Linked DNA regions of Homo sapiens: region 2 is linked to region 1. A link is a loop called in an ENCODE intact Hi-C map of the cell type or tissue named here. Cell type or tissue: dorsolateral prefrontal cortex. All regions are shown on one strand. Links, peaks and the distances in the headings refer to the core of each region. The heading gives the core; the rest is flanking DNA. Region 1 has its middle 260 kb from the start of MIR125B1. Region 2 has its middle 310 kb from the start of MIR125B1.

Region 1 (16,192 bases), core at 7,440-9,939:
GACATTCAAAATGAAAAGGAAGAAGTCCTTGTTTGCAGATGACATGGTCTTATATTTGGGAAAACCTAAAGGCTTCACAAACTCTTAGATCTGATAAACGAATTCAGTAAAATTTCAGAATACAAAACGAACATACAGAAATCACTAGCACCTCTGTACAATAATAGCAAACTATCTGAAGAAGAAATCTAGAAAGAAATCCTATTTGTAGTAGCCACAAAAATACCTAGAAATAAATTTAACCAAAGAAGTGAAAGATTTCTAAAACGAAAAGTATCAAACACTGACAAAAGAAATAGAAAAGGATAAACAAAAAAGAAAGATATCCCATGTTCATAGACTGGAATAATTAATATTGTTAAAATGTCTATACTACCCAAAGTGATCTACAGATTCAATGTAATCTCTATTAAAATTTCAATGAGATTCTTCACAGAAATAGAAAAAAATCCTAAATTTTGTAAGGGACCACAAAAAATCTTGAATAGTGAAAGTAATCTTGAGCAAAAAGAACACAATTGGAGACATCACACTAACTTCAAAATATACCACAAAACTGCAGTGACCAAAACAGTATGGTACTAGCTTAAAAACAGACATATTAGACCAATAGAACAGAATAGAGAACCCAGAAATAAATCCATGCATTTATAGCCAAATCATTTTTGACACCAAGGCACCAAGAACATACTTTGGAGGAAGGGACAGTCTCTTCAATAGTTGTTGCTGGAAAAACTGGATACTCAAATGCAGAGGAATAAAACCAGGCTTTTATCTCTCATTATTTTGAAAAATCAAATGAAAATGAATTAAAAATTTAAATTTGAGACCCAAAACTATAAAACTACTAGAAGAAAATATTGGGGAAATACTTCAGGACACTGGTCTGGGCAAAGTTTTTTGGGTAAGACCTCAAAAGCATAGGCAAGAAAAGCAAAAATAGACAAATGGGATTACATCAAGCTAAAAGGTTTCTGCACAGTGAAAGAAACGATCAACACAATAAAGAGACAGCTTACAGAATGAGAGGAAATATTTGCAAACTGCCCATCTGACAAGGGATTAATAACTAAAATTATCTAAGAATCTCAAAGACTCAATAGCAAAAATCCAAATAATCTGATTTAAAAATGGGCAAATGATTTGAATAGACATTTCTCAAAAAAGACACAAATGACTGACAGGTGTATGAAAAAAAAAGATCAACATCTCTAATCATCAGGTAAGTGCAAACTGAAACCACAATGCAGTATCATCTCAGCCCAGTTAAAATGACTTTTATCAAAACCAAAAAATAACATGCTGGTGAGGATGCAGAGAAAGGGATGCTCTAATACACCGTTGGTAAAATGGAAATTAGTACAGCCATTATGAAAAATAGTATGGAGTTTCCTCAGAAAACAAAAAATAGAACCACCATATGATCCAGCAATCCTACTGATGGGTATATATTCAAAAGAAAGGAAATTAGTGTATCGAAGAGATATCTGCATGCCCATGTTTTTTGCAGCACTATTCGCAATAACCATGATATGGAATCAACCTAAATGTCCATCAAAGGATGAGTGGATAAAGAAAATGTGGTATTTATACACAAAGAAATATTACTCAGCCATAAAAAGGATGAAATCTTGTCATTTGCAGCAACACGGATGAGCCTGGAGGACATTACATTAAGTGAAATAAGGCAGGCACAGAAAGATTAATAACGTGTTCTCTATCATATATGGAAGTTACAAAAGTTGATCACATGAAGGTAGAGAGTAGAATGCTGGTTATTAAAGGGTAGGAAGGGTTGGAGGAAAGGAAGGTTGATGAGAGGCTGGTTAATGCATATAAAAATACAGTTAGAAAGAATAAGTTTTGTGTTTGATAGCACAGTAGCATGACTATAATTATCAATCACTTATTGTATATTTCAAAATAGCTGGAAGATTTGGAATATTCTTAAAAGAAATAAATTATAAATGTTTGGGGTGATGAATATCCTAATAACCCTGATATGATCATTACACAGTCTGTGCATGTATCAAAATATCACACGTACCTCATAAATATGTACAATTATCAGTAAAAACCCAGGAACATAAATCTGCCTTTTTACTGTACTTTTACATTCTTCATATTTTCTTCCTTGACTCAAGGATGGTGATGCCAAAACACTTGGAGACAAACTCAAAGAAAAAATGGTGTCAGTTATTTGGATTTTTCTAATTCTCAAAATATTTGATCTCATGTAGCCCAAACACCCAGATAATTAACCAAAGCTGCCTCTGCAAGCATGGCAACCAAACTGCTACTAAGCCATTTCAGCCAAACCAGTCAGCCCTGGCTCCAGGACAACTGTGATTTTTTGACCCTTGCCAATTCCATCACTGTGTGGTTGAAACACGAGGGCCCATCTGCCTGATTGAGTCCACTCCACCTTGGAAGAAGCCTCATTTCTCTCTTTTAGGTTATGTCCTGCTGTTCTGTCTATAGGCAGAATCTGAATTTTAATATTTTCATATGGAGTTTGGGTGAAATGATCAATGGGCAGCCCTTCTTGTCTGGGCTTTTTGCTGATCCCACCCTTTGGAATGCTGTGCAAGTCTGTCCTTCCTCCCCATGGAGGTATTCAAACATTCTATTTTCCAGACTCTGGCCTAAGATATAAAACCTTTCTCTCACATTCCACTTAAGGCCCCTTTTTCCATGCTATGAGAATTGTTTAATCCTCTTCTACGAAGTACCCTTTGCCGCCTTGCCTTTGTCTGCCATAGTAACACTGCCTGCTACCATGTTAAGAGTAATATAGATTTCTTTAACGTTGTGTCAAGAGAAATCTTAAGACGGTCCCTTTTCTCTTCTTTGTAATATCTATTCTTGACATTACGGTGAAGATGTTTTTCTCTTAAAACAACTGAAAATTCTCTGCACTTTTGTTCTGCCTGGATTTGAGTACCCTGTCATTTCTTTGTGGTCCTCAGTTTTATTTTTGCTCTGTGTCACTGGAAATGATGGTGTCTCACTCAGCAGTGTTTGCTATGAAGATCTCATGAGCCACTGTATCCTTCTCCCAGCCAACCGCAGAAGAAACTCAAATTCTTCTGACACTGTTGCATTTGGAGATCCTTGCAGCAGTCAAGCTCACTGGATTTTTGCAATGTTCCTTCTCCATGCTTTTACCAACAAAGCTTCATGTTCCCCTTGTTCTGCATTTTACTTCATCTGGATAGGGATCTTGTGGCTTTTGTGCCCTAGCTTAACATTCCTCTGTATCTGTTCAATTCTCCCAAATAACTTGCAACCAGCTTAGTCTTTCCTAAATAGCCCTTCTGGCTCCAGCAACCTGGGTTCAGCAGTTCCTTTTGGCCTAGCTGTTCTTGCTTCCCATGAGTTTATAGGGTGGACCCATGGTGCCATAGAAGGGGCATTAGCTGGACTGGTAAATATCTGTGTGACATTGGACAAGTTATAGTACCTCTGTGGGGCTTTGTTTCTTCCTCCTAAACACATGGACTGGATTAAATTATCTTTAAGGGGCCTTCCCTGCTGGTGAGACATGCTGTGAAATGTTGGGGCTTTTCAAAAGCTCTGGAATGTACTGCTCATGGGAAAATTAGTTGAATCAGTCTATGGTAGTCCCTGATGATAACAATTGCAACAACCTTTATTTCTGGACAAGCGAACTAATTGTTTTCTTCAATGTTCTTGCTAGTGCTACCTTAAGATAGACTGAAAGAGTTAACCCATTTTATTTACTATCTTCTCCAACCATTTCATATTGATTGGTCCATCTCAAACTAATGAATATGAACTTTTTAAAAAAACAAGCCATTCATTCTTTAACTCATTTGATCACCAAAACGCTATGATAGACACTATCTACATCCTTGACAAATTTATACTGCAGCTCACTTAATTTTATTGACCATAGTCTGTTTAAAAAGAGGGTCAATTTTTGCCTGCATTTGCCATATTTGCTTTCAAAGCAGTCCTTTACCTCCTTGGGTTACTTTAGGAAGCAAAAATTTTTAAAACACAGCCAAAGTTGCACAAGATTCATTCAATTTGGGGTAATTCTTTCAGTCAGGTTGGCTCTAGGTTCCTATGAAGTTGGTGTGATTCAGTTCACTAGAATCAATGCTAGGGTTTCACTTGGAGACATTGGCCTCACTAGAATTTCAATGAATACCCTTTGAGAATGTGTTACTTTTTATTATTGATATCACAAAAAAATTGGCTAACTAGGTGTGTGATTCTGACAGTAAGGAAAATAAGATATTTTCCTTTCAGGTAGAGTTTTCTTAGGCTTCTTTGTGAGCAGAGAAGGGAATTCAGTAGAAAACGTGAAAATGGCAATGTCATTATCATTACTATTTAAGATGCTGTGATTCAGTAGCAGAGGAATAAAATGCTTCAGACTTGCCTGCAGAGTGCCAGATAATCAATTACCCAATTATTCGGACAGATGTCTGACCTATGATTCTATATACATCACCTGATTGAAAAGACATACTTCTCTCTTTGCATAAAGGATAGCTACTTAGTATGGTAACTTACATGGTATTGTGGAATTCGAGAGCCAGAAGTGGCTTTTATGAGCCAATAGCACATTTTTAGAGGAGGTAACTTTGAAGAAAATGTTCCAAACAAGAGAAGAAATGGAAAAGATAGTCTGAAAGATATCAGGTGAAAATTACTCCTTGCCTAAGTAGAGAGTAATAATATAATCATAAGATAATTATAACCTACTTGGAGCATAAAGCAAAGCTGGGCCCCACATGGCTCTCCTTTCATTTCATCACTACTCTGTGCTTACCTTGTCTTCTTTTCAGGCTAGGATTTCTTCACTCCAACCACGCACACCCACAGCTAACTTTACTAACTCCTGCCTCTAAGCCTTCATCCCAATCTTTTCTCAACAGCTGGAACGTTCCCCTTGTTTCTAGCCATGACTCCATAAACCACCCTGTCCTAAAAAACTGTGCAGGATTCCCCTTCAAACAGTTGCTTTATTTTCATTTTTAGGCATTCTTCACGGATATTTGTCTCATCTTGCCCACTGGTCTTTAAATTATTGGAGAGACAGAATTATCCCTCTTCTTTATCTTTCCTTACCACATTTTGTCCTATCTCTTCTGCTTTTTGAGATGTGAGTTGGCAATATTTTTGATAGAAAAATAGTCTTCTGACCAGAGCAGTTTAGTTTCAGCAAGATATAATCCTAGGCTACTCAATGCCTTACAATGCCTGCATGTGGAGAGTAAAAGACATTTTGGGGTGACATTTGATCCCTCCCATATACTTGAAATACAAAGGAGCCTAAATGTCAACCAAGTTTTAGGTTACTTACAGACAAGCTTTCCACTTCAGTGATTTCAGAAATTGAGTGGATTGTTCTTTGTCTCATAAACAATTCATTTTTAAGATGCTGATGGCCTCAGCTCTGGCTTGTGGCCAGCTTCAGGAAGTGTGGTTCACAAGCCATCAAGGCCTGTGCATACTCCGCATTCTTTGAGTAATGCAATTCTGGACCAAAATCGATTCCAGAAGTCTGATCTTCCGAGAGGAGGCAATGCTCTGAGCTGGTTGAACAGCCCCCTCCAGCTCGCCCTGCCCACTACTTCAATCGGCCTGGAAGGGTTAAGCAACCAATCAAAAAGCTAAGCAAGCAGTTTGGTGAGACCAAAGTTGCAGGGATCTGAACAAGTAGATGAGCTTGGCAGCTTGTGTTTGAAGAATTTGTTTCATGTTTTGGATAAAGTCTGGGAATTTATCCTTCAAAATTCCTTAGATTTAGTAACATGTCAATGCACTGTGTTAATGCAAGGAGTTTTCTTTCTCTTTTTCTTTTCTCTTTTTTTTTTAAGGTTAAAAGCCGCCTTCCATTTTAAGTATGCGTAATCCATCCAAATCCTGCCTAAGAGAACAAAAGGGGTGCCGGTAATTTTCTCTTTCACAAAATGCAGAGACTTCCTCTCTGTCCTCTCCAAGTACCATTCTATGAAGTGAAGGGAAATTACACTCCTCACCATTGAAAAAGAGATTATGCAAAATGAGAAGGTAAAGCCAATCGCCATAATACAAATACAAATACCCGCTTAATTCCTTCCATCTAGAGCCCTGTACATTTTCTTTCCAGATGTGGATATATATTTGGAAGTATATCCACATCTGCCTTTAAAAAAAAAATTCTATTATCTTGTATTTTTAAGGGCTCATGCACAGTAGAATCTTCAGTAGGAACATCATGAGCTCCAGCTCTGGGCTCCACATCTTGCTAAACTCATCTCTTTTCCTTAAATATGAAACATCTCCACTGAATCACCTCACTGGGGGCTCCAAAATTCACGGTTTATTTTTTATTTTTATTTATTTATTTATTTATTTATTTATTTATTTATTTATTTATTTTGAGACAGAGTCTGGCTCTTGTCCTCCAGGCTGGAGTGCAATGGCAGCATCTCAGCTCCACTGCAACCTCTGCCTCCTGAGTTCGAGCGATTCTCCTGCCTCAGCCTCCTGAGTAGCTGAGATTACACCTGCTACTACGCCCAGCTAATTTTTGTATTTTTAGTAGAGACAGGGTTTCACCGTGTTGGCCAGGCTGGTCTTGAACTCAAGACTTCAGGTAATTCACCCACCTTGACCTCCCAAAGTGCTGGGATTATAGGTGTGAGCCACCGCGCCCGGCCAAGGTTTATTTTTTTTAGGTAGTCTTGCCCTTTCATAATTTGGGAATTGGTTATTCAGTTCTTCTTTCTTCCCTTACATGCACACATAATGAGTTGGGATGACTTACTCTTCAGTGTGACAAAGTAGCAGAAGCCTCTTCTGTTTCCAGCCCAGACACTGGGATCGGACAGGAGCCTTTCCGTGCTCTGTGGAGCATCTTGGATTCATGTTAGGACTACAACAAGACAGGACACCTGCAGTAAATGTTGGGTAGAACCCTCTTAGAGCTGGGGCTAATGGAAGGATGCCTGGAAATCCAAGAGTGGGGAATTCAAATGCGTTTTTTGTTGTGGAAGCTGAATTTATCTTTACTGCTTTTCTATGGTCAATATTAGGTCAATTTGCACTTCTTCAGAGTTGGTGCCAATGTGCTAAAGGGAATGATGGGTAATAGGCAAGAGCTAGCCTAGGGGTAATTATTGATCTCAGATTATTTAAAATATTGATTCCTTCATTTATGAGTTAATTAATTGACAGTATTGGTCGAGGTGCTGCTCTGCAACAGGCACTGTGCAAGAAGTTGAGAATAATTGTAAATTTGAATTATCCTCAAGTTTCTTATAGTGTAGATATGTTCTACACTCTATGAAATATTCTGCACAGAATGAAATATTCTGTGGCCTTTGCTGTAATGAAATATTATTTTGTTTGAGAGAACGTATGAATAAAATAGTGCAAGTTTCTAAGTCTGAATGTGTTAAAATGCAGGTTCAGCTGTGATTAACCCACTAAAAACCTTTGAAAACCATGGCTTAACCAAGACACATTTATTTTTCTTTCACAAAAATAAGTCTGTAGGTAGGTAGTTGAAGGCTGACATTATAGCTTTAGAAGTCAACAGAAATCTGGGCTTCTCCTACATCCTTCCATGGCTCCTAGCTTCTACCTCATGATCCAAGATATCTTTACTTTGCTCCAGCTATCACATGCTCATTTGGCCAGCAGGAAGGAGGAAGGGGGAGAAGAAAAGACAACGCCTCCTGCAAAGAACAGTGGTCAGTTGTATGCTAACACCTTACTGGCCAGAAATTTGTCACATGGTCACACTCAACTGCAAGGGAAGCTGGGAAATGCAGTCCCTATTGGGACTTATATTCCTAAGGAAGAAGAGAATATAGTCCTGAGTTTGAATCCCAGCTGTGTTGTTTACCAGCTAGGCCACCTCTGGTGAATTAGTCTTGTGAATCTGAGTTTTCTTATCTCTCAAATGGAAAGATAATATCAAACTTATATGGTTATTGCAGAAGTTGAGTAATAGTGCAGCTTTATAATATCTAACACACAGCTTAACTGTACTTGCTATCTGTAGGAGCAGTTACTATTTGGACAAGATGTCATTGTGGGACAAAAAGGGGAGTGTTGTATCTCAGAATGTCAGGAAAGGATCCAGAGCAGTGATCACTGACAGCTGAAACATTAATATGTGTGATTCTATTGTAGTTCTTATTTAGTTAAAAAGCTCATCTCAAACTAGAACCGCAACAGTTGGCATAGTTGTTTCTTATTTACTTCCCCATCTCTTATTCGGGGGCCTATTCACCAGTTCATGTCTGTTAGCTACTCAGTATCTGCCTATCTGTCCCATTCTTTTAATTCCTACAGCTATCACACTACTTCAGCCCCTTATTGTCTTGTTGCTTGACTGAGGCAATAGCCTCTTAACTGGTCTACCTATCTTCATTTTGTTTTTGTTTTTCCAGCCCTCTCCCCTCCCTCCACTCCCAAGAGTGATTTACTAAAATTGTAGATGCATGGTTCTTTATGGTTTGCAGAATGAAGGAGAAATGCCTCAGCATGGAGTTCAGAAATTCAACCGATTTTTCTAGCCTCATCTCCACTTGTCCCTCTACAGCCTATCATACTGGACACAATGGGTTTTATGCTGGTTTGCATTTGTTCACAGTGTTCTGAGCCTGTATTCTCCTCCCTTTCTCTACTGACCAGCTAAATCCTACTTATACCTGAAGATGAGCTAAGATGTTACCCACTTCTTGAAGATTTTTCTTTGTCTCCTTGAGTAGATTTAAATACTTATTTCTCTATATTTTCACCATACTCAGTTTGAATTCAATTACATTGAACAAATACTTCTTGAGGGCGTTCTATATATTAGATATCGAGCATAGTCCCTGCCCTGAAGGAGCTCGTAGGGGAAAAGAAATGTAAGCAGACTGTGACACAACATGATTATACCACACCAGAGATATGTATAGATGGTAAGTAGGTAATACAGAAGAAGGACCGAATAACTGGGAAACAGGTGGGGAAGGAAGAAGAGAGAGTACAAGGAAATCTTCCCCAAGAAGATGATGTCTGTGTTGGGTTTTGAAGAAGGTACAGAAATTATTGAAACAAAAAAGGGCAAGAGGGAGAGGCTGAGAACATCTGAAACAGAAGAAACAGTTAGATAACATTTGTTAGGGAATTATAAGCAGCCCAGCATAATTTGATAGCTAACATAATTACCATTCACAAAATGCTCACTATGTGCCAAGCACTGGGCAAAAATGCATTATATTCTTTATCTCCTTTTACCTTACAGGCCCTGTGAATAAAGTTTATCTCTAGTTTATAAGTAAGGACACTGAAACTGAGAATGGTTACATAATTTGCTCAAGGCCAGACGTTTAGGAAGAGATAGATACGGCATTCAAATTCAGACATATCTGCTCTCAGTGGTGCTGGGGGTGGAAAGCAGTAGAATAATGAGATGCAGGATTCGTTAGAAGTCAGATGCCAAGGCCGGGCATGGTGGCTCACTCCTGTAATCACAGCACTGTGGGAAGCTGAGGTGGGTGGATTGCCTGATGTCAGGAGTTCGAGACCAGTCTGGCCAACATGGTGAAACCCTGTCTCTACTAAAAACACAAAAAAATTAGCCGGATGTGGTGGTGTGCACCTGTAATCCCAGCTACTCAGGAGGCTGAGGCAGGGGAATTGCTTGAACCAGGGAGGTGGAGGTTGCAGTGAGCTGAGATTGTGTCACTGCACTCCAGCCTGGGCCACAGAGCGAGACTCCGTCTCAAAAAAAAAAAAAAAAAAAGTCAGATGCTAAACAAAGGAATGTGGACTTTATCTTTAGGCGATATGTGTTGGGAAGAGTGTAGACCCTTGGGGGAGGATGCATGATTAGATTAGTGTTTTGGAGAGATGACTTTTTTGGCCATGTAGAGGATGAATTAGATCAGGTTATTCCATATTTTTATTTAATACTTTTATCATCAACACTATATTAAAGTCAATAATTTTTGCAATTACTTTTCTGGTGGATGGGGCTATGTTTTTTTTTAATCCCTCTCATGGAGTTTGTTAATTAATAAATGAAGTAATGAATTAATGCAATTTTAATTTAGAAAGTTTCTATGCATGATAAGGAGACCAAATAGCCACTTACCTGATTCTATTTGCTGATGCCTAAAAAATGTCATGAATAAAAATAAAAAATGGTCACTAACTTTGGAGATAAGACTTATGAAGTATGAAAATACAGCCAATATGAGGGGAAAGATTGCTAAGTGAAATCTTAGCAAAAGTGGAAGTGAAAAACGCTCTAGTGTTTAGGAAACTTGAATTTGAATTGTAGCTCTGCCATTTCTTAACTGTGTATTTGGGCAAATTCCTTCACCTCTCTGAGCTAGATTTTTCCCATCTCTACAGTTAGAGTAACTTTTGAGTGATTCAGAGAAGGCACAAAGAAGGTGGATTCTAGGTACTAATAATGTTTAATTTCTTGATTTGAACAATGGTCGTATGAGTATGTCCATTCTGTGAAAAGTTATCAATTATACTTTTATGTGTATATATTTCTGCATGTGTTTTTTTATTTTGAAAAGTAAATTTATGAAAGAACACAAAGTAAAGAAAGTGTTTTTAACTTAACTTATTGTTTTTCCAGATTGGGTAATCAGTGGTTATAATTATTGATCCTTAACAGAAATAAAAGTATAGATGTCATATCAAAAGACAAATATCATGAAGACTAGTCCATGAACTCTTTCGAGCAGCTACTTAATAAATTAAAAAGAAACTATAATAGAGGGACTGCTTGTCAAACATGTTTATCACTACTTCTGAAGCTCCACTCAAAGAACAGCAAAAAAAAAAAAAAAAAAGTGCAAATCTTTTTTGACAAAGAAAATGGGAGAGTAAGTACATGGTAGAAAATAAAAGTCAGTAATATTTGAAAGTTCATTTTTATTACTTTTGATTTTGAAATAGCTTAATATCATGATCAGTTGCAAAAATAAGTACAGAAAGTTCCTGTGTTTCCTTTAACCAGCTTGCCCTAATGACAAAATTGTACATAGCCATAGTACCTTTTGAAAACCAGGAAACTGACATTGGTACAACACTATTACTTAAGTACAAATCTTATTTGGATCTCACCAGTTTTTATATGCACTTCTTTTTATGGTGTATAGTTCTATGAAATTGTATCATATGTTAGATTTGGTGAAGAGTCATCAGAATTAGGATACAGAAATATTCTATCACCAAAAAAAAAAATTTCATGTTATACCTTACTAGTCCCTCCCTTCTGTCAGCCCCTGACAATTATTGATCTGTTCTTTCTCACTACAATTTTGTCATTTTGAGCATGTTATATAAATGGGATTGTATAATAGATAACTCTTTGATATTAACTTTAAAAAAATTCAAGTTGCTACATGTATGAGCAGTTTGTTCCTTTTTGCTGAATAGTATTCCTTGACCTGGATGTACCAGAATTCTTTTTTTTTTTTTTTCTTTTTTTGAGATGGAGTCTTGCTCTGTCAGTCACCCAGGCTGTAGTGCAGTGGTGCGATCTCGGCTCACTGCAACCTCCACCTCCCAGGTTCAAGCAATTCTCTGCCTCAGCCTCCTGAAGAGCTGGGATTACAGGCACCCACCACCACACCTGGCCATTTTTTGTATTATTAAGAGAGATGGGGTTTCACCATCTTGGCCAGGCTGGTCTTGAACTCCTGACCTCGTGATCCACCTGCCTCGGCCTCCCAAAGTGCTGGGATTGCAGGTGTGAGCCACCGTGCCTGGCTAGATGTACCGGATCCATTCACTTGTTGAAGTGAATTTGTGTTGTTTCCAGTTGTTGCCTATTATAGTAAAGCTGCTATAAACATCTGTGTACAGGTTTTTGTGTTGACACAACTTTACATTTTTCTAGGCAATATATGCAGAAGTATAACTGCTGGATCATATGATCAGTATATGTTTAATTAATAAGAAACTGCCAAACTTTTTTGGTGACTATATCAGCAATGTGGGAGAAATGCAGTCACTCCACCAGCATGTGGTTATTACAAATATTTTTATCATCAGTATTAATTTCAATATTTTAACTTTAGCCATTCTAATAGATGTGTAATGATATCGTATTTGGAGCTTTAATCTGCATTTTCCTAATGGCTAATAATGAACATCTTTTCATGTTTATGTTTGTCATCCACATATCCATGTATCCTATTTGGTAGTGTCTGTTCAAGTTTGCCACTCATTTTTGAGTTAGATTGTTTGCTTTTTTACTGTTGAGTTTAGAGGGTTCTTTATGTATTCTGAATACTTTTGTTATTTATATATATATATATATATATATATATAAAACATATATACATTGCAAATATTGCAAATACTTTCTTAGGATCTTTCATAGAACACATATTTGTAATTTTGATAAAGCTCAATGTATTAACTTTTTTCTTTATGGATCATTCTTTGGTGTCATGTTGAAGAACCCCCTGCCTAACCTTTAGCCATGAAGATTTTCTCCAATGTTTTCTTCTAAAAGTTTCAATAATTTTATGCTTTACATTTATGTACATAATTCATTTTGGGTTAATTTTTGTACAAGATGTAAAGTTTAGATTGAGGTTCATTGTTTTGCCTATCATTGTTCCAACAGCATTTGTTGAATAAACAATCCTTTCTCCATTGAAATCCTTTTGCATCTTGCCAAAAAGTAGTTGGCAATATTTGTGCAGCTCTGCCGTGGGACCTTATATTGTGCTCCATTGTGCTCTGAATCATATGATCAGCATATGTTTAACTTTATAAGAAACTGCCAAACTTCTCTGGTGACTATATCAGCAATGTGTGAGAAATGCCTCTATATTGTGCCTTTACCAATACAACACTCTTGATTATTGCATCTGTATAAGTCAAAATCAGGTCATGTTATTCCTCTACCTTCACTCTTCTATTTAAAATTGTTTTGGCTATTGTAGTTTCTTTGCCTTTTTATGTAAATGTTTGTTAGCATCAGCCTGTCAATACCTGCAAGTAATCTTTCTATGATTTTGATAGAAATTGCTTTAACCCTATAGATCAATTGAAGGAAAATAGATATCTTTACTATGTTGAGTCTTCCAATCTGTCTCTTCACTAATTTAGTTCTTCTTTGACTTCCGTCTCATTGTTAAGGGAGCCCTAAACAAAAGGTTCTGTTTTTTTTTTTATGGACCCTTAGTTTGGGGAGAGAGTGAGGGTGGGAAACTACTAGTAGAAAAGTACTGAGTATTGAGCCAGAATGGGGAAAAGGGTCTTCAAGATTTCTTCCTCCTTCTCCCATAAAGAGACTCCCAACATCATAGTATCAAATATTAAACTAGTCTTTTATTCCTGCAATAAACCCAATTTGGTCATGGTGTTCTATTATTTTTACGTATTTCTGCATTTGAGTTGCTAATATTTTGATGGGGATTTTTTTGCATCTTTGTTCAAGAAGGATATGGGCCTGCAGTTTTTGTTACTTCTTTTATAAAAAAATAATAAATTCAATTTCTCTAATACTATAGAATTACATGCCTTATCTATTTTATCTTGAGTGAGTTTTGGTAGTGTGCCATTTTGAATGAATCAGTCAATTTCATTTCAATTGTCAAATTTACATATGCAGAGTAATTTGTAGTACTTTGATATTTTTTTTTTTTAATGTCTGTTGGGTCTGTAGTGATATCCCCTTTTAGTTCCAGTATTGTTAACGTATCTTCTCTTTTTAACTTTGTTGGATTTGCTGAAAGTTTTTTGAATTTACTATTTTTTTTAAAGTATCTGCTTTATATTTGATGAATTTTCTGTCTTGTTATAGTTTCTTTACTGTTTTGTTTTAAATTTTATTGACTTCTGGACTTATTTTTATTATATCATTCCTTTTGCCTATTTTGAGTTTTTCTAGTTTCTTTAGGTGAAATTTTAGATTATTAACCTGCTTTTTCTTTTACAATATAAGCAGTTAGTGCTATAGATTTCCTTTTCAGAACTGTTTTAGCTGCATCCCCCATATTTTAATGTGTTATATTTTTATTTCATTTCAGTTATATGTATTTTTAAATTTTAAATTTGCTTTGAGATTTTTCTGTTTGAGCCATGGATCATTTAGAAATACCTTGTTCCCTTTCCAAGTGTTTGGATTTTTCTGCTACCTTTCTTTTATTAATTTCTACTTTGATTCCATGATAGTAAGATAATATAATTTGCATGATTGTAATTCTTTTAAATTTGTTAATGTTTGTTTTATGAACGTCCCATGAACATTTGAAAAGAATGTGTATTCTGTTGTCTTTGGGTGCAATTTATAAATAGTCAGTTTGATCCCATTAGTTGAAGGTATTGTTCAGTTGTTCTAGATTCATGCTAAAATTTTGTCTCATGGTTCTATCAATTACTGAGAGAGGGGTTCTGAAGTCTTCAACTATATTTGTGGATTTTTCTCTCTCTCCATTTTTCTCTGGTAGTTTTTGTTTCATACATTTTGCAGCTTTGTTTTATGGTGCATACACATTTAACATTGTTATGTCTTCTTAGTGAATTCACCCTTTTATCATATGATGTCCTTATTTGACTCTGCTAATTTTTTTTTGTTCTTTCATCTATTAACATAGCCACTTCAGCTCTCTTTTTATTAGTATCTGCATGGTATTTTTTCCCACCCTTTTACTTTATTTTTAAATTCTTATTTATTTTTTGTTTTTGAGACAGGGTCTCACTCTGTTGTCCAAGCTGGAGTGCAGTGGCATGATCATGGCTCACTGTATCACAACCTTCTGGGTTGAAGCAATCCTCCCACCTCAACCTCCTGTGTAGCTGAGACTATAATCATGTGCCACGATGCCTGGTTAATTTTAAATTTTTTTAGACATGAGATCTTGCTATGTTGCCCAGGCTTACTTTATTTTAATCTATGACTGTAATTATATGTGAAGTTAGTTTTTTTGTAAACAGCATATAGTTGGATCATGTTCCCCAATGCCACTTTTTTCTTCTTTTTAATTAATTCTGTCAATCTCAATCTCTTAAATGGTACCTTTAGATGACTAACTTTTAATGAATTTACTGATATGTTGGAATTTAAATCTGCAATTTCATTTTTTGCTTTTTGTTTGTTCTATTTTCAATCTTCTGTTTCCCCTTTCCTTTCTTCTTGTAGAATAAATATTTTTTAGAAATCAATTTGATCTATCTATAATTTGTTTTAGTATACCTATTTCTGTATTTTTAAATAATCACCTCAGGGATTACCATACACATACATAGTCTTTTTGCAGTCTACTAGTATCAACATTTTACCATCACCACTTCAAGGAGAATTATAAATACCTTGTTGCTATCAGTTCCTTTTCCTTTCCTTTCCCCGTTACAATATAGTTATCTCAAGTATTACATTGAGAATTATAGAATATAATGTTATAATTTTTACATTATATGTTTATGTTTAATTAAACATAAGTAAAATTTTAAAAAATTTAAGAGGTAAATATATTTATCCACATATCTACTCTTTGCATTGTCATTTGTTGTTTTCCTGATTCTCATAGTTTCCTTATATTATCATTTCTATCTGAAAAATGTTTTTAGCAAAGCTTTTGGAGTAAGTCTGCTGACAACAAATTCCCTTTGATTTTGTTCGTCTGAAAATAACTTTATTTTACTTTCATTCCTGAAGGATATTTTCACTGGTTAGAATTCTGGAGTAATAGTTTTATTTGTTTTCATTATTTGAATAATGTTTTACCACTTTCTTACGGCCTCCTTGATTTCTGACAAGAGATATGCTATCATTCAAATTTTTTTTTTCTCTTATGGGTAGTGCATAATTTCTCTCTCTCTCTGCTTTCAAGATTATTTTGTCTTTAGTTTTCAAATATTTTATTATGATGTGTTTTGATATGAATTTCTTTGGGTTTATTTCGTTTGGCGTTCACTCAACTTCTTGAATCATAGGTTTATGTCTTTTACCAAATGCAGAAATTATTCAGCTATATTTCTTTGAATGGTTTTTCAGTTTCACTCTCTTTCCCTTGTCCTTTTACGACCCTGCTGACACAGATATTACATCATTATTGTATACTGATGCTCTCTCCTCCCAACTCCCTGCAAGTCATAGGCTCAGATAATTTACAGGTGAGTTCAAGGAAGAGATAACCCTTGTGTTATACAGCATACAAGGGCAGATGTCTTCTCAAGTCACATTGTGAGG
Region 2 (16,192 bases), core at 7,635-10,134, 50 kb before region 1:
TTGGCCTCCACTCTCTTCTGGCTTGTAGGGTTTCTGCAGAGAGATCTACTGTTAGTCTGATGGGCTTCCCTTTGTGGGTAACCCAACCTTTCTCTCTGGCTGCCCTTAACACTTTTTCCTTCATTTCAACCTTGGTAAATCTAATAATTATGTGTCTTGGGGTTGCTCTTCTCAAGGAGTATCTTTGTGGTGTTCTCTGTATTTCCTGAATTTGAATGTTGGCCTGTCTTGCTAGGTTCAGGAAGTTCTCCTGGATAATATCCTGAAGTGTGTTTTCCAACTTGGTTTTATTCTCCCCGTCACTTTCAGTTACATCAATCAAATATAGGTTTGGTCTTTTCACATAGTCCCATATTTCTTGGAGGCTTTGTTCATTTCTTTTCATTCTTTTTTCTCTAATTTTGTCTTCATGCTTTATTTCATTAAGTTGATCTTCAATCTCTGATCTCCTTTTTTCCCCTTGATCGATTTGGCTATTGAAACTTGTATATGTTTCATGTAGTTCTCATGCTGTATTTTTCAGCTCCATCAGGTCATTTATGTTCTAAACTGGTTATTCTAGTTAGCAATTCCTCTAACCTTTTATCAAGGTTCATAGCTTCCTTGCATTGGGTTAGAACATGCTCCTTATAGCTTGGAGGAGTTTGTTATTATCCACCTTCTGAAGCCTACTTCTGTCAATTCATCAAACTCATTCTCTGTCCAGTATCATTCCCTTGCTGGTGAGGAGTTGTGAGAAGAGGCATTCTGGTTTTTGGAATTTTCAGCCTTTTTGTGCCAGTTTTTCCTCATCTTCGTGGATTTATCTACCTTTGGTCTTTGCTATTGGCGACCTTCGGATGGAGTTTTTGAGTGGTTGTCCTTTTTGTTGATGTTGATGCTATTGCTTTCTGTTTGTTAGTTTCCTTCTAACAGTCAGGGCCCTCTTCTGCAGGTCTGCTGGAGTTTGCTGGGGGTCCACTCCAGACCCTGTTTGCCCATGTATCACCAGTGGAGGCTGAAGAACAGCAAAGATTGCTGCCTGCTCCTTCCTCTGGAAGCTTCGTCCCAGAGGGGCACCTGCCAGATGCCAGCTGGAGCTCTCCTGTATGAGGTGTCTGTTGACCCCTACTGGGAGGTATCTCCCCATCAGGAGGCAAGGGGATAAGGGACCCACTTGAGGAGGCAGTCTAACCCTTAGCAGAGCTCGAGCACTGTGCTGGGAGATCCACTGCTCTCTTCAGAGCCAGCAGGCAGGAATGTTTAAGTCTGTTGAAGCTGTGTCCACAGCTGCCCCTTGCCCTAGATGCTATGTCCCAGGGAGATGGGAGTTTTATCTATAAGCCCCTGACTGGGGCTGCTGCCTTTCTTTCAGAGATGCCCTACCCAGAGAGGAGGAATCTAGAGAGGCAGTCTGTCTACAGCGGCTTTGCGGCACTGCGGTCACATGTGCTTTCTAATCCTTCCATCAACTTGCTTACTTATGAGTTCCTGCCCGTCCCTGATCCTCCCTGGGCTGTCCTTGTATGGTGACTCTTGAGTCTTCTGTTGACTACTTCAGAACTTTCCATGTCCTTGGCTCTGCTTTTGGTCATTCTTCCAGTTATCTATTGCTGTATACAAAAACCTATCAAACCTCTAAAAATTAGAGCCTTCAAACAACTCCATTTTGTCATATCACACAATTTTGTCAGGTATTCAGGCAAGGATTGGCTGATTGACATCAGCTGGGTCACTTGGTGGTTTTAGCTGGTAGCTAGTCCTCAACCCTTTGCTGGCACCTTGATAAGGATGGCTGGATGAGTTCTCTACTTCCAAGTAGTCTCAGAGCTTCTCTGTGTGATCTCTCCAGCATGGTAGTTGGACTTACTTGACAGCCCAGGGCTCCCGGGGACCACATTCTCTTGAAGGTTCAGTAGGTCTGGAGAGAGTGTAGTGTCTCCCCTCACATACTCTAGAGAGCAAAACAATCATAAGGCAGCCCAAATTCAAGGGAAGGAGCAATAGACTCCACCTCTTGATAAGAAGTGTGTCAGAGAGTTTGTTGCCACTTGAAAGTTATGCTACCTCTCCATTTTAGAATTGAGAATTTCTTTTCTGTGGACTCACTGAAGACTACCCTTAGTGCTGATGCCTTGTTCAGCTTTGCTGCTCCCACAAGGGCACTAACATAGTGAAAGGACCACGCTCTACTCTATGGCCTTTGTTATGACATTTGACATAAGTTTTCTTCTACTCTTAAAGAGTAGACGTGGAGCTACACCGTCTAGATTCCTCTTTAAGGACGGGCTTGCTGCCCAGTTATGGGAAATGCAAATAACAGCCTCTAGCTGCCAGCATCTTCAAGGTCTGCCTCAACTGTGGAGAGGTTTCTTCCCAGATATTATGCCTTTCCTGGGCAGTCCATGTCCAGCGACTGAGTGAGGCTGGCAAATCAAGGCCTGGTCACTTTGGTCCAGCTGTTTCTTCCTAGGCAATTCTGGCTAGTGACATTTACTCTAGAGCTCTCCATGGGGTTGATGGAGGCTTTGGCAGACCTGCACTGCAGTTTTACTTCTCCTTTTCCCAAATATGGCTTTCCTGCTCTTCCTTTCAAAGATGCTGATCCCCAGTACACATCTTGCACACAAGACTGTCTCAGCTTTTGCTTCCAGAGTACCTGGCCTGTGACATACCTCTATACATACGTATTATGTGTGTGTCTACCTCTACATACATATAGACATATACACATGTATATCTATACATGCACATACACAACAATCTTATGCACAAATACATAACTATCTTACACACACACACATATATATTTTAACTCAAAACACAAAAGCTTTAATTATTTTTGCAAAAAGCAAGCCATCTATTCACCTTGGAAATAATAATAAAGTACAAACAGCTTTGACTCTGCATTCGGACAAGGGTGAACCATGATATTTAAGAAGTGTTTTAAATCATGCGTATGGTGGCTACAGAGTAAAAGGAACAGAGAAGACTGAAGCTATTGTCAGGTGTGTATATGTCATCAGCACACAGTGGGGGAGGAGGGTCCTCACTAAGTGCCACTAGCCCTGGTAGCTAGTTAGTTTGTCATGAAGCACCATGATCTGGCATGGACCCCCAGCTGCCACTTGAGAGAAGGTCTTCATAGCAGACTGTGCATCTGTGTCACAGAAGATGGCTGCAATGAAAAACAGTGTTCATTTTTTGCCCTTCCATATGTACAAATGTGTGATCCAAGCAAGGAAAGTTGAGGATGGAGAACACTAGCCTTCACCATCAGTTCCCCTGCTGAAGCCTTCTCCAACAGCCCTGAGGTCTGAGAGCCTAATGAAGTCTATGTATATGTGTATATACACACACATATGTGTGTGTATGTGTGTGTGTGTGTGTGTGTGTGTGTATATATATATATATATATATATATATACACATATATATATATACACACACACACACACACACACAAATTGGTACCAATTTGGGTCTCCAAAAAGATGACTCTGTTCCTGTCCAGGGCTAATCACTTCTAGTTGACATGGGTTGTTTCTGTATACCCTGTACATCATTCCTCCATAGTTTGTTGGTGAAAGTACCATTCCTTCTGTGTGGGACTGAGGAAGTGCTCCTCCATCCATCCATATGTTTCTAATGGAAACTACCAATCACAATGCTTCACCTTCTCCCTTTTACCCCAACCATAGGGCAGAACACAAAACAGACTGGGCCAATCAGAGTCCTTATAGCATTTAACTGGAGTTGGGGAGAAACCCTTTCTTTTCTGATGGAAAAGTTGAAAAGATATGTATCAGAGGCAATATTTAGAATGAGTCTAGCCTATGCTAGTCTTTATATGACAGAAGAGCATACAGAAGGTACCTAGAGAGCAGCAAAAATGAGCCCATGATTCTGGAGGCATCGAGTCTCTGGGTACAGCCATTGCCAGCTACATTCCTACTTTAACTGGTTATGTAAGCCAATGTATTCCCATTTTGGCCTAAGTTTGTAGATGAGGTATTCTGTCACTTGCAACTAAGATTCCTATTAAATATGCCCCTCTAGTTGTGCTCTGTATTCTGTTTTTCTTTGCTTTTTAGGACCTTTCATCTTCAATAATCCCATCTTGTAGTGCCTTTATTCTGTTCCTCTTGACTGGATGCACAGAACAAATACAGATCTCACCAATGGTGGATAGAAGACCACCCATTGAATCCCCAGTTTTTTTTTTAGCTACATTTCTACTTTCAGCTTTTGCTGCATGGCTAGATTTATTTCAATAGGGGGCCATACACACCCTTATATCTTCACTATATTCTCTTAATCTCCTATAATGTGTCTTCTGTCATAACCTTTCTAATTAAACCAGTTATCTGCTAACGGCCACAACAACCTTTCCTCAGTCTCTTTATCTTGATCTATTTCTGGCATATGACACTATTAATCACTCACAGCCTTTCCACCCCCTGGTAAGACATGGTCTTGAACTTCTCTTCCTAGAGACCCCACATTCCACTGGCATTCCTGAGGAGCAGGGTTCTGGTAGAGTCATGAGGGAGGAGTTTCAGAGCATAAGAAAGGAGGAGATTCAACTCTACTTCAGAGGCAAGAGGAAGAGCCATAGAGATGGTTGGAAGAGCAGTGATAGAAATTGAGGGAACTTGGCTAAGTGCGTGGAAGACTAGGTAGAAATGTCAAACTTAAAGAAAGTGGGTAAATGTTAGAAATATTGTAAAGAACGAATTAGCAAGTCCAAAAGAAACAAATAGTATGGTTTTAAACTAGCATCAAGGGTCCAGATATGATAAGTAGCTTGGACTTGATCAGCACAATTTCATAGTTTTTTCCCCAAGTCCCAGAAAACAAATGGCAATTGCAGGCTTAGAGGCATCATGATAATGGCAGACTAGGGTCCAGACTGATTGAAAGTGAGGCCAGAAGAGGCTCTAGACATCCACACCAGGCAAATATTACATTAGCAATTTTGAGGGAATAGAAAATGTAATGGTAAGGAAGTGAAGCCGAAATATCTTAGAGGCCAGGTGTGGTGGCTCATGCCTTTAATCCCAGCAATTTGGGAAGCCATGGCTAGCGGATCACTTGAGGTCAGGAGTTCAAGACCAGCCTGGCCAACATGGCGAAACCCCGTCTCTACTGAAAATACAAAAATTAGCCAGGCATGATGGTGCACACCTGTAATCCCAGCTACTTGGGAAGCTGAGGCAGGAAATTGCTTGAACCCGGGAGACGGAGGTTTCAGTGAGCCGAGATTGTGCCATTGCCTCCAGCCTGGGTGACAGGGCGAGACTTCATCTAAAATAATAATAATAAATAAATAAATAAATAAATAAATAAATAAATAAATAAATAATATCTTAGAGAAGAAAAGCTCCAGTTGATGGCATGATCCATAATGTGGCCATACTTAGCATTGTGGTTCTCAGACTTTAATGCATCAGAATCACCTGGAAAGCCTGTTAAAGCAGAAATTGCTTTAACAGGTTTTAACATCATGTCTCACCCCTAGGGATTCTGATTCAACAAGTCTAGGGTGACTCCTGAGAATCCACATATTTGACAAGTTTCCAGATGATGCTGATGCTATTGGTCCAAGGACCGTGCTTTGAGAGCCACTGATTTTGTGATGAGAAACAGAGAGGAGGTGAAAGTCCTTGATGTTGAGGAGGTTGAGATCCTGTGAGGCCAAGGTCATCAACCATCAATATATGGTTAGTGTGCTGATGGAATCTAATGTGAACAGGTGCTCAAGGCATCAAAGTTCAGAAGATGACATGACGAAGTGAGGGAAGAGTGTTGCAAAGGAGGAGGGCTCTTGTACAATGGCTGCTGAACAATGCCCCACAGGGAAGACTGGGGAAGAAAAAACAGATTCTTTAGGAAAGGCATTTGAGATCCATTTTATAGTTAAGGAAAAGCCATGTGTCTGTTAAGACAGTGGGGTGGAAAGAATGCTTGTGTAAGAACTTGAGTCTATGTGGGAGTTTATTCTTTAAGCAGAGCAGGATTCCACAGGACACTAAAGAAGGGGCTAGTTGAAAAGATGGGATGAAATAGGAGGGGTGGAAGGAAAACTGATTTGGATGCAATTGGGATGACTGATGGGAAAGTAGGGGGGAAAAGCCAAGGTGGGTGAGGTCTGTGCTTAGGCTGGAAGTATGGATACTGGAGCTGAAGGAAGATTGCGTTTGGGGCCATAGTAAGGTTGCAGACCTGTGTTAGTCATCAGGGGAGGAGATTGCTGACGAGGCATTCTACCTTCATTGTGGGAATTTGAACCACCCGTCTGTCCTGTTGCATGGGTGTTCACCTATGTCTGTTTTTGCTTTGACAAGGTCTGCTTAGCTTCTAATAAGCATAATGTGATTGAGTGGAAGGTGGGCAAAGGGGCTATAGGTGTAGCCAGGCTAAGGCTATGCCTGTATGGATTTTACTTTTTTACCCTACAAGCTTTGTAGTATAGTGGGCACAAGTAAACATTTGTTGAAATCTTTGATCCATACAACTGATGCCTTTTACTATCAACATTGTTGCATAGTGTGGCCTGTGTCTGATTGCATATGACACTGGGTTAAGAACTGAAACAGGAGAATTCTAGGCTCATCTTAGAGGTCCAGTGAGTAGAAGAAACATTTTGAAGCAGACATAGCATTGGTCACTGCTAAAATGGAAAGATGACTGAGCAAAGAATCAAGACCTTGTTTCCACTCTTTTTGTGACTTTGGTGGTGTTTGGCTCTGTAGTTTTTAAGGACCCTTACAATTGGAGACAATATTGTATAGCAGAAAGAAAGTGGCCTTAAAATTGGCTAGACTGTGATCCTCATCCCTCTGTAGATCTTGGAGAGGTTACCCCATCTGGTTTTCAATGTCTTCATTTTTAAATGAAAAAAAAAAAAGGAAAGAATGAAAGATAACTGATCGTATAGGAATATTGCAAAGATCCTAGCGCATTCCTGGGGACATATTAAGTGCTCAATAATATAACTTACTTTTTTTTCTTTTCTTCTGCAGTCTCCACTTTTACCTTTACAATTTTACACATTTTTTAGGGGTCACGGAAATAATATCACACTGTGTGGAGCACAGGGTGTAGTTGAGCTGTATCCTCCCCCGAAGTGCCCACCTCATTACACAAGACTTCTAACTGCTGTGGGAGTAATTTTCTTATTTGACAGGAAGTTTCCTCCATATAATTAGCTCCATTTTCATGCTGTACGTGCTTATAAAGCAGAACTTGGATGTTCTAGAAAGGGAAAGCTTCTCAGAAAAACAGAGATTACATTTCCCCATACGTATGTATGCACAAGTTTGAAATTAAGAGGAAAGGACTTTTGCCAAGTCTACATTGTGCTTGGACACTTGTTCTGAACCTAGAAATTTTTGGCAGCTCTCATCCTATGCACCTCCCTTAATGTGTCCTTGGACGGGATGTACGTTGGAAATTCATAGTTTATTTTCCCCATGCTTCATCTTTGTGCATTTCCCTGATGGTGTCAATTAGCAAAAAAAGGGGAAGGCCTTCATTTCCAATGTTTGCCACTTCTTGGTGAGTGCATGCTGGCAATAACTTTCTCTGACAGCATGAATGCTTTAAAACTTTGTTTCAAAACAGTTTGAAGAAAACCCTATTTATAACAGACTCTGTGTAAACTTTGACTCTCCCAGAAAAACTTGGGTAAAACTCACCAAATGAACTGAAGATGTAGGGAGGAACACAGCCATACTTGCTATGTATTTCTCTCCTATTTTGGGACTTTGGGTGGGGGCTCGGGGGAAGAATGACTCCTTGTGCAGTAAAGAACTTATCGAAGGTGCACTAAGGTTTGCGCACTATGAATTGCTACAATAAAATTGAGACTCTAGCAGAAACCTTCTATGGCAATTCAGTTGAAGAAGAAATAAGGACCTAGTGAGCTGGCACCCTCTTTCACTCAATATGTAAATGTGGCTGCTGTCAGCGCATGATTTACTTAGGCCTGCCTTGTTTTGTTTCTGTCATAGAATGTTTCTCTTTGAGATTCCTTGAGTTAGACGCTGCAAGTCAGGAAAATAAATTTATATCGGATGAGCAAGAGGGAGTTGGCTTGATACTTCTTCTTATAGCAGTGTTTGTGTGTGCATTTTTCAAAGGATACAATTCTGATTCCAGGGATTATTTTCGTTATGTTTTGATGGAAGACGGAGCTTGGTAGAAGAGGTAGGGGGAGCAAAAAAAATCTGAACAAAGTGGGCTTTACTGTTTGAAGGGGACGCATGTGACCCCATTCCTTCACCACAATCGTCTTTTGCAGTGGTGCATTTTTGCAATGGGGAGCTAGGTTTGTCATATCTTCAATACCAATGTGATGGCCGAGTTCTTCTCTTAAGAGAGGAATTTAGAGAAACACCACCCCTAAGCGCCTCTAGGGTTACAGGCCTAAGGACTCTTGAGTATAAGGAGGTGCCAAGTAGCAGGCGAACAAAGACTGGGATGTGCAGCCTCTTTCTGGACTGTCTGCATCCTCCCTCCCTTTATCCTGGCGCTACCCTTGCCTTTGCTATTTTGCTTTCTGATGCATTTGGGGCTCCTAAACACACTGGTCCCACAGAAAGAGGCGAAGCTGGCATTTGCGTGGCTCCTCTTGTCTTCTGCAGGCTCCGTTCCCAGAACAGGTTGGCCTGGTTCAGGGTCTTCCATTCAAGAGCACCAAAGCAATCCACATCTTCACTCCGAGGTCCCAGGGCAGCCCCCGGCGAGGCGGGTCGTCCGAGTTGCCCCTCGAGCTCTCCGAAGAGGCAGCCCTTAGCCTCGGAGCTCGGGGTAGTCCGAGCAGTCCTCGCCTACACTGCGCAGCAGACACTCCTTCCTCCATGACTGTTCAAGGGCGGGGGTGGGGAGGGAGGAACGAGCAGGCCATGAATATTTAATCGGGGAAAAGTAGGAGCACATTATTTGGATAAACTACTTAATAGCAGGGCTAGCCCCTCCTCAGACGGGGGTAGGTGCCGCATCGCCAGCCTAGCACCAGACGCCTGCGCGCTTTCATCTTTAATCGTCTCTTCTCCGTTTCCTTTGAGTGGGGATATAAGAAGGCTCCTGTCTCTCCATCAAACCGCATCTCTAATTTAAACAGCTGTTAATAAGGGTTAAATCTGCAGGCTGAGCTGGCCCTTCACTTGTTACTTGCAAAGGGGGAAAAATCAATGGAGCAGGAAGCCAGAGGGGCGTCCATTTTGAAAAGCTGTAATGAATTACGTCTCCTTAGCAAAGCTGGCAACCTCCAGGCCTGCTCCCACAGCCTGCCTTTCACATATCCGAGCCCTCTGTGACACATCAGATTTAATGAGACTGCACAGATCTCAAATAAGGAAGGGGAGCGCTGCTGCTGTTGCTGCTGGGGCACTTTATTGAGGAGGATCAGAGAAAACTCGCTTGCTTTAAAAAAAAAAAAAAAAAAAAAAAGCCCTTAAAGGCAAAGGATATTTTTGGGGGAATAGGAGGAGGTCCCTGATTCGGTGTTTCAGGTCCCCTCTGGAGCATTTTAACAATCTAATTCAATGTGAGCTTTTGGGTGTCAACATTAGCAAACAGGCCTCCAAACCTCAGGACCATCGAAGACCAAGAGGATTGTGGAAGGTAATTAGGGACATTTTGAGTTAAGCCACCTCCCATCCCCCTTCCCAAGACCACTAAAGGCAAAAAGAGATGCTCTGTAGCTGTCTTTCCACGCGATGAATCACCTTCGTAACTACATTTTCCAAATCAGTAATTAAATCTCTTATTTGGCCAAATAGGACTGCATATTTGCAGACAATGGGGAAGAAATCTTGAAATCTAGAAAATTCGGCATATGTATTGCATATAGGTTTAGGAGAGAGCATTATCTGGGCATCGACAGACTTTGGTTCAAGTGTTGGCCCTGTTGCCAATTCACGTATCTTCTGTAATTAAATACTATAGCCTGGATCTTCAATTGTTTATTAAATGAGAGGGTGAGGATAATCTATAATTCTACATTGAGATTTAGAACCCAGGGTCAGTCTTGAAAAACAAAAAAAGACCATAATGCTAAGCCAATAAACACTGTGTGAGCCAGACACATCTCCTGGGAAAAGCAACATATCTCTTTGGTGAGTCCTTTCTCAACTGTCCTAGAAAAACTATTCTGGCATGCAAAGTCCAGGTACGGCATTCCAGACCCTCTTTTTCCTCTCCTACTCTCTATTGACAAGAAGATTTTTCTTATGCCCCGTGTAAGAAAAATCATAATAAGATGACAGCTGACATTTATAGCACTATTATCACATGCCAAGCACTGGGGCCGAATGACTTACGAGCATTATATTGAGAGACATGGTAGATAAGAGCACAGACAGAAGCAGGATCACTGCTGAGTTCACATCACCACCATGCCACTTCTAGCTGTGTGATCTTGGGCAAGTTAATTAATTAGCAGTGCCTGGCACATAGTAGGTGCTATACAAGTGCTAATTTTAATTTCAAAACATTCCTATGGTGCAGGTATGATAATCTCCATTTTGCAGATAGGAGCTTATGGCTCAACAACCTGCTTGAGGTCACCTAGCCGATGAGTAGCTGTGCTAGGAATAAAAGCCAGTCCTGTCTGCCTCAAAAGCCTGAGCTCTCAGTCAGTACTCTCATGTTCCAGTTGTGGTCTTTTTAAAAAGTCTTTATTCAGAGCCGTGTGAACCAGAGCAACTCCATCTTGAATGGGGCTGGGTAAAATGAGGCTGAGACCTACTGGGCTGCATTCCCAGATGGTTAAGGTGTTCTAAGTCACAGGATGAGACAGAGGTCAGCACAAGATACAGGTCATAAAGACCTTGCTGATAAAACAGGTTGCAATAAAGAAGCCAGCTATACCCTCCCAAAACCAAGATAGCAACGAAAGTGACCTCTGGTTGTCCTCACTGCTGCACTCCCACCAGCTCCACGACAGTTTACAAATGCCATGGCAACATCAGGAAGTTACCCTATATGGTCTAAAAAGGGGAGGCATGAATAATCCACCCCTTGTTTAGCATATAATCAAGAAATAACTATAAAAATAGGCAACCAGCAGCCCTCGGGGCTGCTCTGTCTATGGAGTAGCCATTCTTTTGTTCCTTTACTTTCTTAATAAACTTGCTTTCACTTTACTCTATGGACTCGCCCTGAATTCTTTCTTGCACGAGGTCCAAGAACCCTCTGTGGTGATCTGGATTGGGACCCCTTTCTTGTAACATTTGTGCTTTAGTGGAAGTAAACTCACCCACCATTGTTAGAGTAGAAACTGTTATTCTGCCTTCTTCAACCTCGCTTTCTCAAACTCTCGGGCTTTTCTTTGCCCAGCCCTTCTAGCTTTTCTTTTCAGCCTCTTTTTGGTAGGTTTGCATCATATTTCCTGTTTCAATCTCTGTCCTCATTTGCATGGCCTTTTCTTTGAGGTCACTGCATCTTTTCCTTGAGATTCCATTTTGAGACCTGCTTTAAATGTCTCCCTCTGTGCCATTGGTTAGGTGAGGAGGGAAGCAGGCCTGCAAAGAAGGATGGGGGTAGGCCCAATGTTCCCAATTGGAATTGAAAAAGAACCAACTCATCAGGTAGGTCTGAATCACTTTGCATACCAAATGTCAACTTTCCCAAGCACGGAGTCCCAGAAGAAGGAGTTGGAAGGAAGGATCGCACCTATTCCACATGAATATGGAGAAAAGGCCCTGGAGGATGGGTAGGTGAGGTTAGAAAATGTAGCATTGTGACACTGTGGCCTTATTCGAAGAATACTCTAGAGGAGACCAGTGAAATTATCGTCTTAGTTCTTTGGGCATAATATTTCACTTATTTTCTTCCCAGTTAAAAATTAATATAGATTGTTCAAACTCAAGAGTCCAAAAAGTTATGCCAAGGTGGTGAAGTCAGCTGCTTGGTCTGTCAATTCCCTGGCTTCATACTTTAGCTCATGGTCTGATTTCATCTCTGGGTAGACAGAAGAGAGACAACTTATGCATATAGTTTGCAATTTACTTATTTAAAAGTATGTTTTCTTTGTGTTCTGTGTCTTTGTATGTGCATCCTGATTCTGCCCATACCTCCCTCTTAGTGTTGAAGCTTCCTGCGTGTTAAGACCACCTTATCTCTACTTTCCTCTGTGTCCTCTGGCTCCTGCTTCAATAACAGGCCCTATCTGTATCGACTGTTTGCTTGGAAAAGTGTTTCTTGGTATAACTGTTTCCAGAGAGGACTTTCCTCTTTTTTCTGCCCTTTCTGGTTCTCATCACTCAATTCTGGCAGTGAGTAGACTCTAAATAGATCTTGGTTTTGGGAGTTACTCAGATTGGGATGAACACACTCTACATCTAGGGGTAAGACCAAATTAATTAGATGGTGTGGGTTGTAGCAAGTCTTATCAACTGATGTAGAGAACTAGATGGGGCTTCCTCTGATTTGGAGCTAGAAACTGAGCAAAAGGCAGAGATCTGATAATGTCATTCAGGAATACCCTAACAATTTCAATAAACTGGTGGAACATAGAGACCACAATAGTAAGAGTGCCACTGAACTCTGAAGCACTAAGGAATGGCTTAATCCTGCGTTTTCTTTGGCCATATTATTTCTGACTAATGAAGTGGGGGATGTAAAAGGAAAGCAACATCAAGAATACAGATAGATTTAATGCCAGGGAAATCTGGGTCTCTAAGTATAAGAAATTATCGAATATGGAACCAGTATACTGGGTCTTGGAACAAAGTAAATTCTCAAGGTTTGTTTGACCTGATGTTTCCTGCAAATATTCCACACCATTCACGTATTTTCTTTCTCACCTAGAGTTGAGAGGTGGATGATTTGAGCCTCTCATGTTGACAAAGTATCAACATTTTAGCAGAGAGAAGATAATGAATGTTTGTATTTATGTTTTCGTAGCTGTGAGTTCATAGTCCCCAATTGTGGCACTGCGATTTAAAGTGGAACACCACAAAGTTCAAAGTTAGCTTCTCACAGAACCACCACTACTCTGTCTAGGCTGGAAGTGGTTTCTGGGCCTCTAACAGTGGTACATTTGGAACGAATCATAATACAACATACCTTGATTGTCTCTTGGTGTGTAAAGCCCTTAGCACATTGCTTGATACATAGCAAGTACTCAATAAGGGTAACCATAATCACTATGGAGAATATTCATGAAGGATAGCGTAACAAGCTAGTTGCAAAAGAACTTTGCAAAATAGCTTCTTGCTGCAGAACTGTAGAGATCCAGAAATAGTAACTTGGCATTTCTGACTCATCTTTAGCTTTATGATGAAAAAAATAAACAAACAAATAAAAACAACCCAACAAAACTAATGGATCAATTCTATGATTTTACAACTGGTCAGTTTTATGAAAAATATTTTTACGTGTAAAAGAACTGTCTGAGTTCATTTTCTGCTGCTAGAACAGAATACCACAAACTGAGTAATTTATAATGAACAAAAATGTATTTGTTGTGTGGTTCTAGAGGCTGGGAAGTCCAAGAGCATGGCACTAGCATCTTGCGAGGGCCTTCATGCTGCATCATAGTATGGCAGAAGGCAGAAGGTGGAAGTGAGCATGTGAGACAGAGAGAAAAAAGGGGGTGAACTCTTGAGATAATGGCATTAAGCTATTTATAAGGGTGAAGCCCTCATGACTTAATCACCTCTTAGAGGTCCCACCTTCTAATACTGTCACAGTGGCAACTACATTTCAACATGAGTTTTGGATGGGACATTAAAACCATAACAATTACACTTGCTGGTTAACTTAGAATAATTTCTCCACTATCTTGAGTGAGATGCAGCCTGTATGTGAGCACAAGTAGGATGCATGGGTGCTTTCTGCTGCTGTGCCTATCACTAGGATTGTGAACTTTGGCAAGTCTTATGGGATTTCTAGGGTTAAAGACCCAAATGGTTAAAAAGTGAAGACAAACCTATGAAAAACACCTAAATTCTAAAAATTAACACCAATCCTAGCTGGAAGTAAACTAAGGAACTTGGCCATGGTAGACATGGCCAGGAGAAGAAGAAGGTCTCTAGAAAAGCACTTATAAGAGCACAAAGGGACAAATGGACAATAAGCCCTTTTTGCTACTCAAGGGCAACGCTTGACTGTTCAATGCCAAAGGCTGGGACAATCCTAAGGACAAGGATTAGATTTTAGCTTTCTGCAGCTACTTCAACAAATATACCAAAAAGGAACTGGGGAGATGAAAAAGAGAATTCTGTTCTCTAGGCAGACTGGCTAAGCATCATGTTTACACTTCTCCATTTCCCACCACTCCACATTGGCTCCATCCCTGTGATGCCACATTCCAGGGAGGGTTCCAAGGCCTCCTCCACTGCTTTCCATTTCCCCTTCTGAAAAAGTAAGATAAAGAAAGCAAGCAAAAATGATGGGAGACAGGAAAGGAGGAAGGAGGGATGAAAGCATGAAAAGATAGAAGGAAGGATGGAAGCAGGGAAGGAAGGAAGCATTTCTTCCCAGGCAGTAAGACATTTGAGTGATTTATGAAGCTTAACCCAGAGAAGGGAAAGTTGAGGGTTAAAAATCTAAGAAACGAGAATGCAAAACATCAAGACTCAATAGTGCCAAGAGGTTAGGTCTATTGAAAAGCCAAGGACATTTGGCTGAGTGTGTGGTGAGGGGAAGTGGTATTGAATTCAGGCATTTCAACTCTGCGACTTTGGGCGAACTTCAAAACAAATAGGCTAAAATCCTAGCTGTGGTGCAGAGCAGTGTTGTATGTCCGACAATCCCCAGGGTCTGCCCTTCCTCCCCCTCCCCTGAGTCCCCCGTGACCCCCCCTCCCAAACAGGGCTGTGAAGGAATGTAGGTGGAATCCGCTGAGGCTGGGGCTCTACCAGGGATAACAGAATTCACAGCCTGAGAGCAGGCCAGCCAGAGTAGCTTAGAAAGACAAAGGGTTTGCAATGTAGGAAAAATACTAAGCACCTTATTCTGGATTCTGTATCTGACCCCAAAACTTCAAAATGTTTTATTGTTTTCCCTTGAGTTTTCAGCTCTTCCTACATTATCTGCTTCCTCCTTTTAATTTGCTGAGCTCTGTTTCTCTACTCAGTGAGGAAGACAGGTGGGCTGGGGAGGCCGGGAGAGGGGAGAGAACTAAAGAAGCCGGAAGGAGCAACTCAACAACTCGACCTTCTTCAGCTGCATGAAAATAATTCCAGATTTGAAAAGGGCTTTGGCGAGATTCATTGTTGGGGCGGGGTGGGGGAGCTGTGACTTTGCCAAACCATCTTTTGTCATTCACTTCCCTCATACCTAGGTTTCTCAGTCACCCTGAGACCGACTACTCTTGAAAAGTTAAATCAGAAGGAAAACACAGTTTGGAAGAAGGTGTTTTACAAAAAAAAAGAAAAGAAGCTGCCTGATTTATGTGATCTGGCAAAAGGGAGGTTGCGTCATGAATCAAAAGCCAGTGTTCGGGAAACAAATGAGTGAGAATGAGGCAGGAAGGAAGAGGAAGGAAGAAGAAGGAAAGAAGAAAGAAAGGAAGGTAGGAAGAAGAAAAGGGAAGAAAAAACAGAGAAAGGAAAGGTGAATGCACCATAAATAAACCATAGTTTGAGTTCCTGGAGGATAAGTAAATGGGAAAAAGAAGTAGAAAGAACTAATACAAATGCATATTTAAAAATTATCCACCATTGTCTGTTAAAATTACTGTGCTCAGAACGAACAGCCTAACATAGACATGAACTTAAGAACTCACCTTTCAAAAATGGACAAGTTGGAAGTGTATAGCATTTAAAACAACAACACGCCCCTCACCCGCTCCCCCCCATTTGTTTATGCAGTGAGATCCCCCTGGGCTTGTGAGCCTCATATTCAAAGCAACAAGAAGTCAATAGTTGAACTGTGTCAATAAGAACAGATGAAAGCAACAGCCTCTGATTTAAATGAAAATAGGATACAGCGTGAACTATTGTTTGCTCCATGACTTCCTTCTAATTCAGTTATTATCTTGAACCCAACCCAATCTACCTTATAAAAGCATGAAACTCAACTCCCAGGCTGTTTTCACCCGGAAAAGCCTTTAAGCCCTTTCCCCTCCTACATGGTCGTGAACTACGCATTTGGAATACATATGATTGATATTTTAAAAAAACACTGAGGCATGCTTTATATAGCACACATATAACTGCAGATGCATTGTACCCCCTCCACAAACTCAGGAACCCAC

The links. Hi-C counts contacts between places; a loop is a spot of excess contacts. Peaks named below come from ENCODE experiments on the same cell type or tissue, not always from the same donor. Only the 100,000 strongest peaks of a DNase experiment are listed, where the experiment ranks them.
Region 2: it touches region 1 in a loop (2.2-fold over the local background); 2 of 110 quality-filtered maps call a loop at or near these places.

The regions. Positions count from the first base shown.
Region 1 is chr11:121,836,455-121,852,646 of GRCh38, forward strand. No RefSeq gene overlaps it. Among named protein-coding and RNA genes, the nearest start is that of MIR125B1, 260 kb to the right of the region's middle. In dorsolateral prefrontal cortex, for the core only: no CTCF peak of the experiment used is centred there; no DNase peak of the experiment used is centred there; H3K27ac peaks cover 445 bases.
Region 2 is chr11:121,786,144-121,802,335 of GRCh38, forward strand. No RefSeq gene overlaps it. Among named protein-coding and RNA genes, the nearest start is that of MIR125B1, 310 kb to the right of the region's middle. In dorsolateral prefrontal cortex, for the core only: no CTCF peak of the experiment used is centred there; DNase peaks (open chromatin) are centred at 8,668 and 9,268; H3K4me3 peaks cover 1,064 bases; H3K27ac peaks cover 2,500 bases.